Linked DNA regions of Homo sapiens: region 1 is linked to region 2. A link is a contact called in ENCODE Hi-C or POLR2A ChIA-PET data. All regions are on one chromosome and are shown on one strand. The core of a region is the stretch at or near the end of the contact, and the rest is flanking DNA. Distances in the headings are between cores, read along the strand shown. Region 1 overlaps SHB (SH2 domain containing adaptor protein B). Region 2 holds the start of TRMT10B (tRNA methyltransferase 10B).

Region 1 (7,212 bases), core at 382-2,881, 240 kb before region 2:
CAAAGGGACAGAATTCTTCTCCAGGGTGATTAAGAGACTACAGTAGAAGGAGGGGAGATCTAGGCCCAACCTTGAATGCCTTTGGGTGTTGAATGAGGAGCTGAAAGAAAGGCCATTGCTGGGGAGGTGGGGACCAGCAGGCTCCAACCTTGGCCCAGAGCCAGCACATCAGTGGACACTCTGTGTCTGTCCAACATTAGGAGATGAGGAGCCAGTTGGTACTATAGAGATAAGGGCTTTAGACTCTCATCTAAGTGTTCATTGAATTACCAAATTTTTTTAAAGAACTGCTGCTTTATTTAGGCTCTGGGCTCCTATGTACATGATCACAGAATTCTGCACACGTACAGGCCTCAGGCCTGAGTTAAGGACCCTCCACCCAAGGGCTGGACAGGCTGCAAGGCTGTCCCAGCTATGTGCTATTTCTCCCTGTTGAGCAGGCTTCAACCATGAGTACCAGCTAAGCTCAGACTTTATGATCCAGGCGAGAAACAGGAAAGTTCATCCTGGGTGTGAGGGAAGGGGAGGGGTTCAGATGCTCCTGAAAGTGGAGTCGCTTCATGCAGCCTGTGGACAGATGGCCTGGTGGCTTCCTCAGCAGGCTGCCCTGTGTCCACTCCCACCTGCAGACCCTGGCTGACTACGGGCACACAGAATGGCTGCAGTCATTTCGGCTTGGACATTATTCAAAACCACCATTTCAGGTCATCCACCACATAGAAAAATCTCTACAAAGCACCCTGGTACATTTCATTTTAAACAGTGGGAGCTTTCTGGTGAACCCTGTAAGAGAAATTAGTTGCAAATTAAACCCCCAGGAAACAATGATTTGACCTATTGTATAGAATTGTTGGGTGTAAGCCAATTGGATGTTCAAAGACACCTGCCTAAGATGGTGATTTGGGTCTCAGAGCAACTGATTTTAAACCCCTCTGGCAAACGTAAGGGAGTGCCGTCAAGTGTCTTCAGAACAGTGACCTTCTCTGCAGAATAGATGAGAATGATGGGAATCAGCCAGCATGGAATGAGGCCCCTGCAGGTGTTGGGGGCTTTCTGGATAAGTTTGTCGAGCACCCTTGGTCTCATTGCTCCCTCTGCCCCCTAATATTCCTTCTGATATTAATATACATGACATTGACGGTGAGGAAAGCAAGCTAGGAAGGAGGCTCCCCGCTAGTGGAGGAGGAATGAGAGTGTAAGGACCTTTGGGGTGATGCAAGATTCAGTAGGGCCTCTGAGGTCCTGTGCTCCCCAGGCTTGGAGCACGCTGTGACCCAGGCTGGCCTGTGGAGGAGCATTTTTCCAGACTGACTGACAGTGGCCAGAGCTGGGAAAAGCAGGGCCTTCTCCCCATCAGCAGTGGGCAGGTGGCTGGAATATCAGGCCCAGAGGCCAGCAGGTATACACAGCAGAGGAGGGCTCGCGCTAAGAGGAGTTTAAAGATTCCTTGGGAGGGTGGGGTGGGACTTCCCCAGGAAAGTGTCCGCCTCTGTCTCACCAGGACAAGGATGAGTGGGATGAGCTGGAGCCTCAGCGGTCATGTGGCCTGTGGCTGGTGCCTCCCTCCGTCAGGGGACGTGAGTGAAATCTGAAGTGCGTGTCTGTGTGGTGGCAGCTGTAACGTGACAGCTGCCGCCCGCCTGCCCTTCCCCCAGCCTGTTCTCGAGTGAGGAAGCTTGTCTGGCAGCGCCAACTCAGCTGTCATCCCACATCAATTTTTGTAGGTTCCCAGCTAGTGGAAGAGTGCCAAATGCAAGCAGATGATATACTTAATGAAACACTCAGGAAGAACGTTTCAGTTCCAGATATTAAGGGTTTGTGTGTCATGTTGCTGAGCCCTGGAATCAGATCATGCCTTCTCAGCCTTGTCACAGAGTACAGGGCTCTTCCTTTTAGGGGTGAATGTAAAAAATATTTCACGGTGAGGTAGATGTTTATGCTATTGAAGGGCAGCATACATGACTGATATTATGAAAGAAAAAAAAACGAGAAGTCTTCCCCATGTGGACATAAACCGATTGACTGGTGAGTCATTTATACCAGATGTCAGCTAGAAGGAAGGTTGTGTGTCTGCGCACTCTATGTATATTCCTCATATGTAACATCTGCATGGGGTTTTATGGTTACAGGTCTCTTTTATATACCTTTTGTTTGGTTTTATTTTAAACAGCGCCATGAAATTGATATTAATATTCTCCCCACTCCACAACAGAGGTTGCCAAGTCTCTACTGGGGCAAATCGCTCCCCAGAGGGCATAGGCTGGTAGGCGGCAGAGCCAGGGTTTGAACCTAAGTCTCCCGAGTCCAGTTCCAAAATGAACTTACTGGTATTTGGAATTGCCAGTGTATTTCGTATGTGGAATCAAATGGGAAGTAATCAGTCATTTGAGTTACATTTGCATTTATTCTAACCTGATCAAGTTGGAATGAGGGATGGGACAGAAGAGAATAATATTTATATGCACGGTGCTCTTCATTGGTTACTCTTTCATATCTACTGACTTATTTGACTTTTGAGGAGCTGGAAGCAGAGAGAAGTTGGAGGATTTGCTGGGGTCACACAGCTTGGAGTGGCCAGCTGAGAGTCCATTCCAGATCTCATGGTCACTTTCTACTCTCTCACATTGCAGTGTTGCTATAACCATCTATAAAGTAACAAAGGGATAATATGAAAAAGGGTGATTCTGTAAGTAAATGAACCACTGAGGTCAATCAGCCGCCTATGGTTCCATTATTTTGCAGACAAGGAAGCTGCAAAGGAGACGGGGTGCTGTCTGGGGTCTCCCAGCAGCAGCTGGGGCCAGGCTTCTGACTCTAGCCATGTTCCACCCATTGCCGTCCTGGGTCTCAGCTTCAGGCAAGTCTTCACAGTCTAAGTTTTTTGTAGGTCTTTGAGCCAATAGACAGGAATGCTCTTGGAGTTGATCTCAGTTCTGTATCGTCAGCTTCCTATTTAGAAGAGAACCTTAAAATTCCAAAGTTCAGGTAACTCCTCCCTGCCAAGTGAGACTGTAAGCTCAGGCTTATATCAAAAATTCCGTATTTCTCAACGGTGAAGTCCACATTTACACTCCCAGTTATTTTTAGGTGGGAACTTTATATTTTCTTTTTTTTTTTAAGGGAGAATAAATTAACAAATATATGTTTAACTTACATTAACACAAACTCAATGTTTATGTTAACATAAAGAATAGGATTTCTTCATTGTAATTTCTTTTTATTATTATTATTATACTTTAAGTTCTAAGGTACTTGTGCACAACGTGCAGGTTTGTCACATATGTATACATGTGCCATGTTGGTGTGCTGCACCCATTAACCCATCGTTTACATTAGGTATATCTCCTAATGCTATCCCTCCCTGGGAACTTTATATTTTCTGTTTCATATCACATTGGCTTCCCTGCCTAACTGAGGTTATATTTTCTGTCTCACAATAGTGTTGGAGCAGCCTTATTTTTAGCTCAGTTCGTTTTTCTTCCTGTGACTTCCTTTTTCTTGTTTAACACACACACGCGCACACACATTCAAGTAGGCATCCGTTCCCATCGCACTCTCCCTGCCAGTTCTCATTCACTTGGTCACAAGACTTCATCCAAAAGGCAAGTGTTAAGCCTCATCTCATTCCAGGAAAAAAGGAAGAGGAAGAGCCTTCAGCAAACCTCAAGAATCTTCTTGTAACATAGGCTGCTGCTTGTCATTTTATTAAAATCTCTTCACCTGTCGCTCACCTCGCCTGCCGCTAACTCCTGGCTGAGACACTCTCATGTGCACAGCTGATAAGAAATGCTTTGGAGCTCCCTTGCAGAGAAACCTATTGACTGCTGTTGGGGGCATGTTCTCAGGAGCTTGGGTATCAGGCTCCTAGAGGGCCTAGAGTGTGAGACTGTGTGTGTGTGTGTGTGTTTGTGTGTGTGTGCATGCATATACGTATATGGTGCTCACCAGACCCTGTTTCTATCTCTGATACCTGTAGCATTTGATTCTGGTGGCAGGCACCCCATGGAGAGCACTTGCCTGTGGTCCTGTGGTTGATGATCCTTGTTGGTGCTGTCTAGTTCATTTACACCATGCTGTATGGTGGCAGGCCACCGGTGAGAATCCAGTCTAAAATGTTAGGAAACAGGCCAGGGGAACACGACTTACCCAGCCCCCTGCATGGGATAAAGTACGGGGCAGACCCCAGGCCCCTGCTCACCCCGAGTCTTCCTCAGAATCCTTCAGTGGCTCCCTGTTGCCCCTCCACTGAAGTGTAAGCCTCTTTAGCCTAGTGGTACTTGAGCAGGTGACACACTTACCTAGCCCCAAAGAAGACCACGTTTTTAGGCCATGAGCTTCTCTAAAGCTGGACCAGGTTTTTATTTATTTTTTATTTTTATTTTTTTGAGATGGAATTTCGCTCTTGTTGCCCAGGGTGGAATGCAATGGCGCGATCTCAGCTCACTGCAACCTCCGCCTCCTGGGTTGAAGTGATTCTCCTGCCTCAGCCTCCTGAGTAGCTGGGACTACAGGCGACCACCACCACACCTGGCTAATTTTTGTATTTTTAGTAGAGACGGGGTTTCACCATGTTGGCCAGGCTGGTCTCGAACTCCTGACCTCAGGTGACCCTCCCACCTCGGCCTCTCAAAGTGCTGGGATTACAGGTGTGAGCCACCGTGCCCGGCTGGACCAAGTTTTTATTGTTCAGTGTTTTCCCATAAAACAGCAACACAGGTGCTCCGGAGGGGAGGAGTGGAAGAATGAACTAGTGAAGTGATATGTTGTATCTGGACCTCCTCCTTTACCTACTCTAGCCACTAGTCACCAGAAGCATGTTTCTGGTGTGGGAGCCTGGGACCCCATGTTAATCTGTGGGAAAGAACCTGTCGTGGTGCTGCCTGTAACCCCTTCAGATCCCTCAGTGAGGCGTAGCCTCTTCTGACAGGGTGTCTGACCTCCTTCACTCCCAAGCACACCTTCCTTCACAGAGCACAGCCTGTGGGTTATCATCCATCTCAGTTTGGTTTTTGGTTCAGAGCTTTGCTGATCAAAATTGGGTGATGGGCATCACTTTGCCTTGTGACTTAGAGGGTATCAAGCTTCCAGGAGAGTGGGGCCCTTTGCAGTGAAACCATGGGTCCCAAAAAGTCATTAGGCCTGTCCTTGTAGCTGTGTTTTTAGGGAAATCTTTCATCATTTCCTGTGCTGAGACCATAACTATGGTTCTTTAATAATCGAGTACCTCTGTGGATGACCAGGGTCATGTTTGGGGGAATGTTATAATTAAAATGTACATCTTGGAGTTGAAAACCAATACATAATTTGTTCCAAACTTAATTTCCTAAACTTCAAAATGTATAAACATTACATGAAGTGAAAATTGTTTAGAAATACTCTTGAATGCAGAAGCCCATTTCACTGGAATATTAAGTAGAAGTTGATGGAATTCCATGACGCAGTGTCCCTGAAAGCGTGGAGCCCTGAGGAGAGCGTGCACAGACTCTGATCAGAGAAGCGGAGGTGGGAAATTCTAGCCCTGCCATACCAGCTCAGGTATCTGCCCTCTCAGTCTCAGCCTCAGTTTCCCCATCTGTCCTAGGGGTTAATGTAGAACTCCTGGCACTGTGCCTCGTTCCACATAGACCCTCAACAAGTGCTGTCACAGATATTGATAATATCAAACAGGAGAGTCTTCATGTGCCACATTTGCAACTTCCTTTTAAAATTTTAATTATCACATTAGGTAATATGTGCTCTGAGTAAGAAGATTCAGCATACAGGCTTATAGGAGGTAAAAAGTGAAATCTCCCTCCCGAGACAAGGATTGTTAATAATTTATGTATTCTTATAGCCCTTTTCCCATTTGCTTACAAAAATACACATCTGTGCGTATCTACAAACACAGTTTTCTACATTAATTCTATCCTGCCAAACATTATTCTTTGTCACAGATCTTGTCTGAGGTCATTTGTTCTATTGAACGATTCCGTGTGACTGTAGCGTGATGTGTTCAGTTGTTTTCCTGTTCATAGACTTGTAGGTTATTCCTAGTTTCTGGTCCCTTCATTCTGGGCTCCCTTCATTCTGTAGCAAAATTTGTGAGCAGTTGTTTCTGCCTGTGGGTCTGGATATTTCTGTAGAGTAGGTTTCTAAAAGTGGAACTTTAGGCCACAGGATATTTACCTCTGAAAAGGGCATTTCCAGTTTATACTCCTCCAACAGTCTATGAGTACAGTTCCCTTTTTAGAATACACAAATTTTTTTTTAAACATTTGTTTTCTGTGCTAAATTCTGAATTTGCAAAAGGCTGTGTGTTTATGTTATTCCATTTCACCAGTATTTGCTGAGCATCTGTGGAGCTGGGTTCTGCTGTGGGAATCACAGGGGATGTGTTAAGTGGATTCGACTGGAACTTGACCCCCAGAGGTGGGGTGGGGTGAGCCTGAGCACGCAAAGGGCTAGAAAATGGTAGAAGCCTCAAGGCTCCCAGGGTGGAGGAGAGATGACAGTGGGAGTATTGGATTCATCTCTGAGCCCCTGTACCACCTCCAACACCCTTGACAGTTTAGAGTACCTGGTGCTCTAAACTGAACAGAGGCTGAGACTTGAAGCTGGAGCAGCAGCATGTCAGCAGGGCACCTAGAGGGGACTCCATTGGAACAGACCACCAGGGGAGATGAGGCCATCTCTACTCAATCAAGGTGCCTCCAGTCTCGTGTTCTGGAAGTTGATGACATCTTTCACACAGTCTGGAACCTCTTAAGGACGGCTTTTCAGGGCCCTGAGCAGGGGCTATTCTCGTTTCTTCCAGCACAAAAATGTTGATTATCCAGATGTTTCCTTCCACATAATTCTTGGGATGGTTGTGTGGATGGTGTCATCTATAATAGCTATTGACAGGAAAGAGCTGCCTGAGAGGAATTTTGAATAGTGGCAACTTTCAGGTTCCTGGCTCTTGTGCATGGCATCCCACACACACCTTTTCCTTCCCCACTCCTCTTTAAAACAAAAGCGAAAACAGCAACAACAACAACACTTTAATAGGGTTTTATGTGCTGTAACACCAAGAAATACAAGAAGTGACGTTAGAGTTGGAAAGGCCATCAGGGTAGGAAGTGGAGACATAGTAACTGTGCCGACCGCTCACTCTGTGACTTTGGCAAGGCCCTTCAATTTTGAGTTTCCCGTTTCCCCACTTAAATGGAGTTGCCGGCTCTGTCTGCAATCAGG
Region 2 (6,849 bases), core at 254-2,753:
TAAAGTGAAACTAACTTTAAAAAAAAAAAAAAAAAAAAAGACGGAGTCTTACTCTGTCGCCCAGGCTGGAGTGCAGTGGCGCGATCTCGACTCACTGCAAGCTTTGCCTCCCAGGTTCACGCATTCTCCTGCCTCAGCTTCCTGAGTAGCTGGGACTACAGGCACCCGCCACCATGTCCGGCTAGATTTTTTTGTATTTTTAGTAGAGACGGAGTTTCACCATTTTAGCCAGGATGGTCTCGATCTCCTGACCTCGCGACCCACCTGTCTGGGCCTCCCAAAGTGCTAGGATTACAGGCGTGAGCCACCACACCCGACCCTGTGACCTTTATATAACTCTCCCTTCCCCAATCCTGGCAGCACCTTTGTATTTCCTATCTTATGAATTTGAGTGCTGCTCTGGTTTGAATGTTTGTCCCCTTCTCACATTCAGGTTGAAACTTAATTGCCATTGTAACAGTATCAAGAAGTGAGATTTCATTTATTTTTCATTTCTTCATTAAACATCTTTTCTGAGCCTCCAATTATGGGTCCGATGCTGAATATTCATTACTTTCGTTCAACAAAGCTACTAAGCACCTGACATAATAGTACATCCTGGGGACTTGGGGATGACATTCGTTCTGCTTTCATGGGGCTCCAATTATCTGACCCTGCCTTGCATGACAGCTGTCTACCTGTTTCCCCACTAGATTATAAACCCAGGGAAGAATTGGAAGAATTCACCTGTACACCCTCAGTACCCGAGCCCTGTGAGCATCCTAAGTATTTGATGATCACCACTCTTCTGCTTAGAACCCTGCAGTACTCTCCATTTCACTGACAGTAAATAGCCCAAATCCATACAATGACCTATGCAGATCACTAAGGTCTACCTTTCTCGTTTCCTCTGCACTCCGGGGTCTATTTGCTGTTCCTCAAACATACCCTTCAAGGCCTTTACATTCGCCGTTCTCTTTACCCTCAATGCTCTTCCCTAAGACACTCACAGACTACCTTCCTCTCCTCATTCATATTACTATCCAACATAACCTATTTTACTTGTTGTCGGAACCTCCTCCATCCCTTCAATGTAGGCAAGTGTTGTTTGCTTATAGATGCTTAATAAATACTTGCTGAGTTCATAAATCCTCCACTCCGCACCCCCACCCTAGGTTGGCAGAGGCCTCAGACCTTTGCTAGCCTAACTCCCACCTGATGGGTACCTACACTGCCGCTAAGTGATGGCACATCGAATTCAGCCTGAGAGCACCCCGCCTGCGGGTCTCTCCCGGCCCACAGGCTGAGCGTGCGAGTGGAAGCAGGAAGGGAAAGTATCAGGAAGGTGGAGTACCACAGGCCACATGACTGCTAAACGCTGCTTTCTCAACGTCCGCCCCACCCGCGAGGGAGGCGGACGTCCCAGGACAGACCCCGCAGCCCCCAGCCAGCCCCCTTAACCAGCGGACAGCGTACCTGATCCCCTCACCCCCACGCAGCGGCAGCGGCGCGCATCGGATCCCCCCCGCCCCCGGCCTCGCTTCCGCTTCGTAACTCCGCTCCGAATGGCATTCTGGAAATTGTAGTTTTTCACCTGCAGGGTGCTCGTGGGGCCGAGCCGGAGCGGAGGCTGCGGCTTCTACTCCCAGCCCTGGCGGTAGGGAGCTGCGTCCTGCTGTGGTGGTTGCCCACCTTCTCTGAACCCCTGTCTCCCCGTCTGCTGGACAGCTATTACAACCCCAACCCTTTACCAACTTCACAGGGCTCCTACAGGTGCTCTGTTGGTTGTCAAGGGCTGGACATTGCGAAACTGGGGTGTGTGAAGCAAAAAAATTCTAAGGCCCGCACCCGACTGAATGGACCTCCCTCTCTGCCGAAGGAAACCTTAAAAACTAGTTATGGCCATTACAGGAAGCGGGAGTGGAGCGGGGCGGTTGGACATGCACTGATATTATATCCCATCCCTTGCGGAGTTTAGGCCCAACGGGGACTGACACAACAGAATCTTTGTAGAACTAAAATATCAAATTCCAACCTGATATCATATTGTGTCCGGAAATGGTGGATTCTTGGTCTCACTGACTTCAAGAATGAAACCGCGGACCATCGCGGTGTTACAATTCTTAAAGACTGCGTGTCTGGAGTTTCTTCCTTCTGGCGGGTTCATGGTCTCGCTAGCTTCAGGAGTGAAGCTGCAGATCTTCGCAATGAGTGTTAAATCTCTTAAGAGGGCACACCTGGAGTTGTTCCTTCGCTCTCGGTGGGTTCGTGGTCACACGGGCCTCAAGAAAGAGCTGCAAATACAGATCTTCACGGCGAGTGTTATAGCTCACAAAGACAGTAGGGACCCAAAGGGTTAGCAAGCAACAAGATTTATTACAAAGAACAAAGCACCCACAGTCCAGAAAGGCAACCCCAACGGGTTGCCGCTGCTTGCTCGGGCAGCCTGTTTTTATTCTCCTATCTGGCCCCACCCACATCCTGCTGATTGGTCCACTTTACAGAGAGCCGATTGGTCTGTTTTACAGAGAGTTGATTGGTCCGTTTTGACAGGGTGCTGATTGGTGCGTTAACAATCCCTGAGCTAGACACAAAAGTTCTCCAAGTCCCCACTAGATTAGCTAGACACAGAGTGTTGATTGGTATATTTACAAACCCTGAGCTAGACACAGAGTGCTGATTGGTGCATTTACAAACCTTGAGCTAGATACAGAGTGCCGATTGGTGCATTCACAATCCCTTAGCTATACATAAAGATTCTCCAAGTCCCCACCAGATTAGCTAGACACAGAGTGCCGATTGGTGCATCCACAAACCCTGAGCTGGACACAGAGTGCTGATTGGTGCATTTACAAACCTTGAGCTAGATACAGAGTGCTCATTGGTGTATTTACAATCCCTTAGCTAAACATAAAGGTTCTCCAAGTCCCCACTGGACTCAGGAGCCCAGCTGGCTTCATCCAGTGGATCCAGCACTGGGGCCGCAGGTGAAGCTACCTGCCAGTCCCTCGCCGTGTGCCCACATTCCTCAGCCTTTGGGCGGTCGATGGGACCGGGTGCCGTGGAGCAGGGGTCAGTGCTCGTCTGGGAGGCTTGGGCCTCTCGGGAGCCCACGGCGGGGGTGGGGGTGGGGGTAGGGGTGGGGGTAGGGGTAGGGGTAGGGGTAGGGGGAAGGCTCAGGCATGGCGGGCTGCAGGTCCCAAGCCCTGCCCCGCAGGTAGGCAGCTAAGGCCCAGCGAGAAATCAACAGCAGCGCCGGTGGGCCGGCCCTGCTGGGGGACCCAGCGCACCCTCCGCAGCTGCTGGCCTGGGTGCTAAGCCCCTCACTGCCTGGGGCCGGCGGGGCCGGCCGCCGCTCCGAGTGCAGGGCCCGCCAAGCCCACGCCCACCCGGAACTCTAGCTGGCCCGCAAGCGCCCTGCGAGCAGCCCCGGTTCCCCCTGTGCCTCTCCCTCCCCACCTCCCGGCAGGCTGAGGGAGCCGGCTCCGGCCTCGGCCATCCCAGGAAGGGGGTCCCACAGTGCAGCGGCAGGCTGAGGGGCTCCTCAAGCGTGGCCAGAGCGGGCGCCAAGGCCGAGGAGGTGCCAAGAGCGAGCGAGGGCTGCCATCACTCTGTCACCTCTCAACATGACAGAAAAACAAAAATTTTTTACCCCAAAATATGTTTCATTGCCATAATTTGAAATGGCCCCTGCAAAGCTGTTTTGTGTTGAGGGTGCGGGAGGGATTTGCATCTGTAAAAAAACCTCTATTAACCTAACTAGATCTTTCCCCTCCCAGGCCCTTCCAATTCTGGAGATTAACTGAGTCTAGCACCTTTTTTCCCCTTCGTTAACAGGTGAAACCAAATTTGGACGGCCCATCATCCCACAGCCTTGCCCTTCCCCAGGCTTTGCCACAGCCAGCAGAGCCCTCGAGCTGACACAACCCTTTCCTGAGTACACAACCTCCCTCGCCACTGCCCCAGCCTACAACAGAATATCAGGGCTTTGACCAGGATGATTCTAGCCCCTGGGCACTCTTCTTCCTCCATCAGAGACACGAAGCGGCTTGCCCAAGCCTTGGCCTCTTTATCAGCCACTCTTCCTTCACTCCTGCAGTCCTAAGAGGTCTCACCCATTCAGAGAGACTCCAACCTGAATGAGCCCGAAATATCTCCCGTTCAAGAAACTACAGCTTGGTTGGATTCCTCCTTGGCCCAACAATTCCCCCCTGTGGACTTTTCTTTCCACAGCTCCTCTAGCACCTACCAGCCATCCCCAATCCATGCTCCAATCCATCCATTATCAGCTTCCAGGACGATTTTGTTTTTTTTTTTTACAAATTTTTTCTTTTTCTTAAAAAAAAAAAAAAAAAAGACAGGGCTTCACCATGTTGCCCAGGCTGGTCTTGAACTCCTGGGCTCAAGCGATTCGCTTGCCTCGGCCTCTGAAATTGCTGGGATTACAGGTGTGAGCCACCGTGCCCGGCTGCGATTTTAAAATACTAACACTAAAAATTCATTCCCACCCCCCCAACTCTCCACCCCATAAGGCTTTTTCTTCTTTTTTTTTTTTTGAGACGGAGTCTTGCTCTGTCGCCCAGGCTGGAGTGCAGTGGCACGATCTCGGCTCACTGCAAGCTCTGCTGCCCGGGTTCACGCCATTCTCCTGCCTCAGCCTCCCGAGTAGCTGGGACTACAGGCAGCCACCACGCCCGGGTAATTTTTGTATTTTTTTTTTAGACGGGGTTTCACCGTGTTAGCCAGGATGGTTTCGATCTCCTGACCTCGTGATCCGCCCGCCTCGGCCTCCCAAAGTGTTGGGATTACAGGCGTGAGCCACCGCGCCTGGCCCTCCCATAAGGCTTTTTCTAAAGCCCAGCTTTAACATCTCTGCTCTGCTCAGAGATGGCCCTGGCTTCCGACTGTCTGCTGAAATGCCCCAGTGGGGCTTGCACCATGGCTTAAATGATCTTCAATGACGCCTTCAGGTTTTAGCTCACACCACACCTACCAGTCCCTGCGCCTCACACTGAGCCATACTGAACACTTTCCTCCGCTCCCTGCCACCGCTCTTGTGTCCTTTGCCTCTGAATAAGCTCATAGCCACTTTCCAGTGGGAGGAAAAGACCTTCTAGCTGGTCTCATTGCTTTCCCCAATCCCCACTCCATCTGTTTGCCATATGATTATGTGTCTCTCCTGATGTAAAATCTAACCCCCTGCCCGAGGTCTTGTATTATACAACCCAGCTCCTGCATGCCCCTCCCAGCTTCATCTCCTATCACTCTTCCTCCAGCTTGCTATGTTCCAGTTGCGCTGATCCTGAAATGCTTCAAACACACTGTGAGCCTTTGCAAATACTATTCCCTTTTCTCTCACTTTTCCATTCCTGGCTTCTTATACTTTAGGCCCCAGCTTCAGCATTCCCTCTTCAGAAAGGCCTTTCCTGACGATCACTTTGGCAAGATTGGTTCATTCTATCCCTGTCTTGGCATCTTTTCTTGGTTTCTTTGTATCACCTCTCAGTCAGTAATGGATTTTTTTTTCTGTGTCTTTCCTACAATTATAAGTTCCTTGAGGAGACTATGTCTGCCGTGTTCGTGGTTGTATTCCCAATGCCACTGCATAGTATATATTTGTTGACAATAAATGAATGATTTTTTTCTACATTCTTGACATATCCAAATTCTATCTATCAGATCCAGGACCTGACACACAGTAGATACTCAATAAATACTTCTTGACAGGCTAGTTTTAATTAATGCTGATTTCTGCAGGAAGCTTTCCCTGATTACTACTCTGCCCCTCACTCCAAAATGACTTCTCTCTCCTTAGACTCCTCACAGCACCTTATCTGTTCTCTTTGGAGGCCGAGTGAACCGCGCCTTATGTTGTAAGCCTCTATCTTCACGTGTCACCTAATCTCTCTCAGGAGCTTTTCAAAATATAATAAGATTCTTCCCCAATTATTTACATTCTGCATCAAGCAGATGATGCTGCATCAGGCATCACCTGGCATGGGCAACCCATGAATGTTTGTTGAAAGAAATGAATCAGCCAATGTGATGGTGGGTGGGAAAAGGAAGGAAAGGTGTAAATGTCCCATCGTTTCTTAGTCACTAAACAATTGACCCTTGCATTTCAGGGTAGCAAGTCCCCATTCTGCCTATCTCATGTTGGAGGCTGCATGACTCAAAGAAAGTGCTAAACAGTGCAATTTCCCCTGCTTCTTTAGCTTTTCAACAAACAGTGAAGGGTTTCCCAGCACTTCTGGGACTTAGTTCTCCTCATGGGAACTGTAGAGAAAAATAGCAGCTCCATACAGTAGCAACTCAAGACAGTTAATGAATTTGAGGGGAGGAGAACCAAAGAAAAAGGAAATAAACATGTATTGAGTTCTGAGCTGGAAGCTTCAGTCTTCTTTGTGCCTTCCATGATTATTTATTCTTCACAATAATGCTGAATATATATTATTCAACAATCTCTAGGGTGTTGGCTGTATTAGAAAAATGCATTCAAGGTATCTAAATAAGACATCTGCCACATATTAGGCCCTCATTAAATGAAAAGGAGTATTATTTCCTTTTGCCAGATGGGGAAACTGAGGCCCAGAGAAATGCCTGATAACACAGGCCAAAGCCAGGATTCAAATCCTGATTGAGGCCAGGTGCAGTGGCTCACCCCTGTAATCCTAGCACTTTGAGAGGCCAAGGTGGGCAGATCACCTGGGGTCAGGGGTTCGAGACCAGCCTGGGCAACATGGTGGAACCCCATCTCTACTAAAAAAATACAAAAATTAGCTGGGCATGGCAGCAGACGCCTGTGATCCCAGCTACTCAGGAGGCTGAGGCAGGAGAATCGCTTGAACCTGGGAGGTAGAGGTCGCAGTG

Evidence for each region. Hi-C counts contacts between places; a loop is a spot of excess contacts on that map. ChIA-PET counts read pairs that join two places held with the same protein, here RNA polymerase II (POLR2A). Pooled maps may share reads with other maps.
Region 1: a loop to region 2 is called in a pooled map, with 4 times the contacts of the local background. The contact joins the enhancer-like site here to the promoter of TRMT10B in region 2. A Hi-C loop is called at or near these places in 2 of 50 pooled maps. POLR2A ChIA-PET finds 5 or more read pairs at or near these places in 2 of 52 experiments (activated T-cell and activated naive CD4-positive, alpha-beta T cell).

What each region holds. Positions count from the first base shown.
Region 1 is chr9:37,989,575-37,996,786 of GRCh38, reverse strand. All of the region lies in intron 2 of SHB (SH2 domain containing adaptor protein B), which reads left to right. Among named protein-coding and RNA genes, the nearest start is that of SHB, 76 kb to the left of the region's middle. Within about 2 kb of position 1,631, at least 23 of the 41 ENCODE cell types and tissues checked have a DNase peak (open chromatin) inside an H3K27ac peak, as active enhancers do.
Region 2 is chr9:37,748,459-37,755,307 of GRCh38, reverse strand. TRMT10B (tRNA methyltransferase 10B) reads right to left here and starts at 1,503. Exons shown (of 9, transcript NM_144964.4): 1 at 1,456-1,503. RefSeq lists a silencer at 1,359-1,593.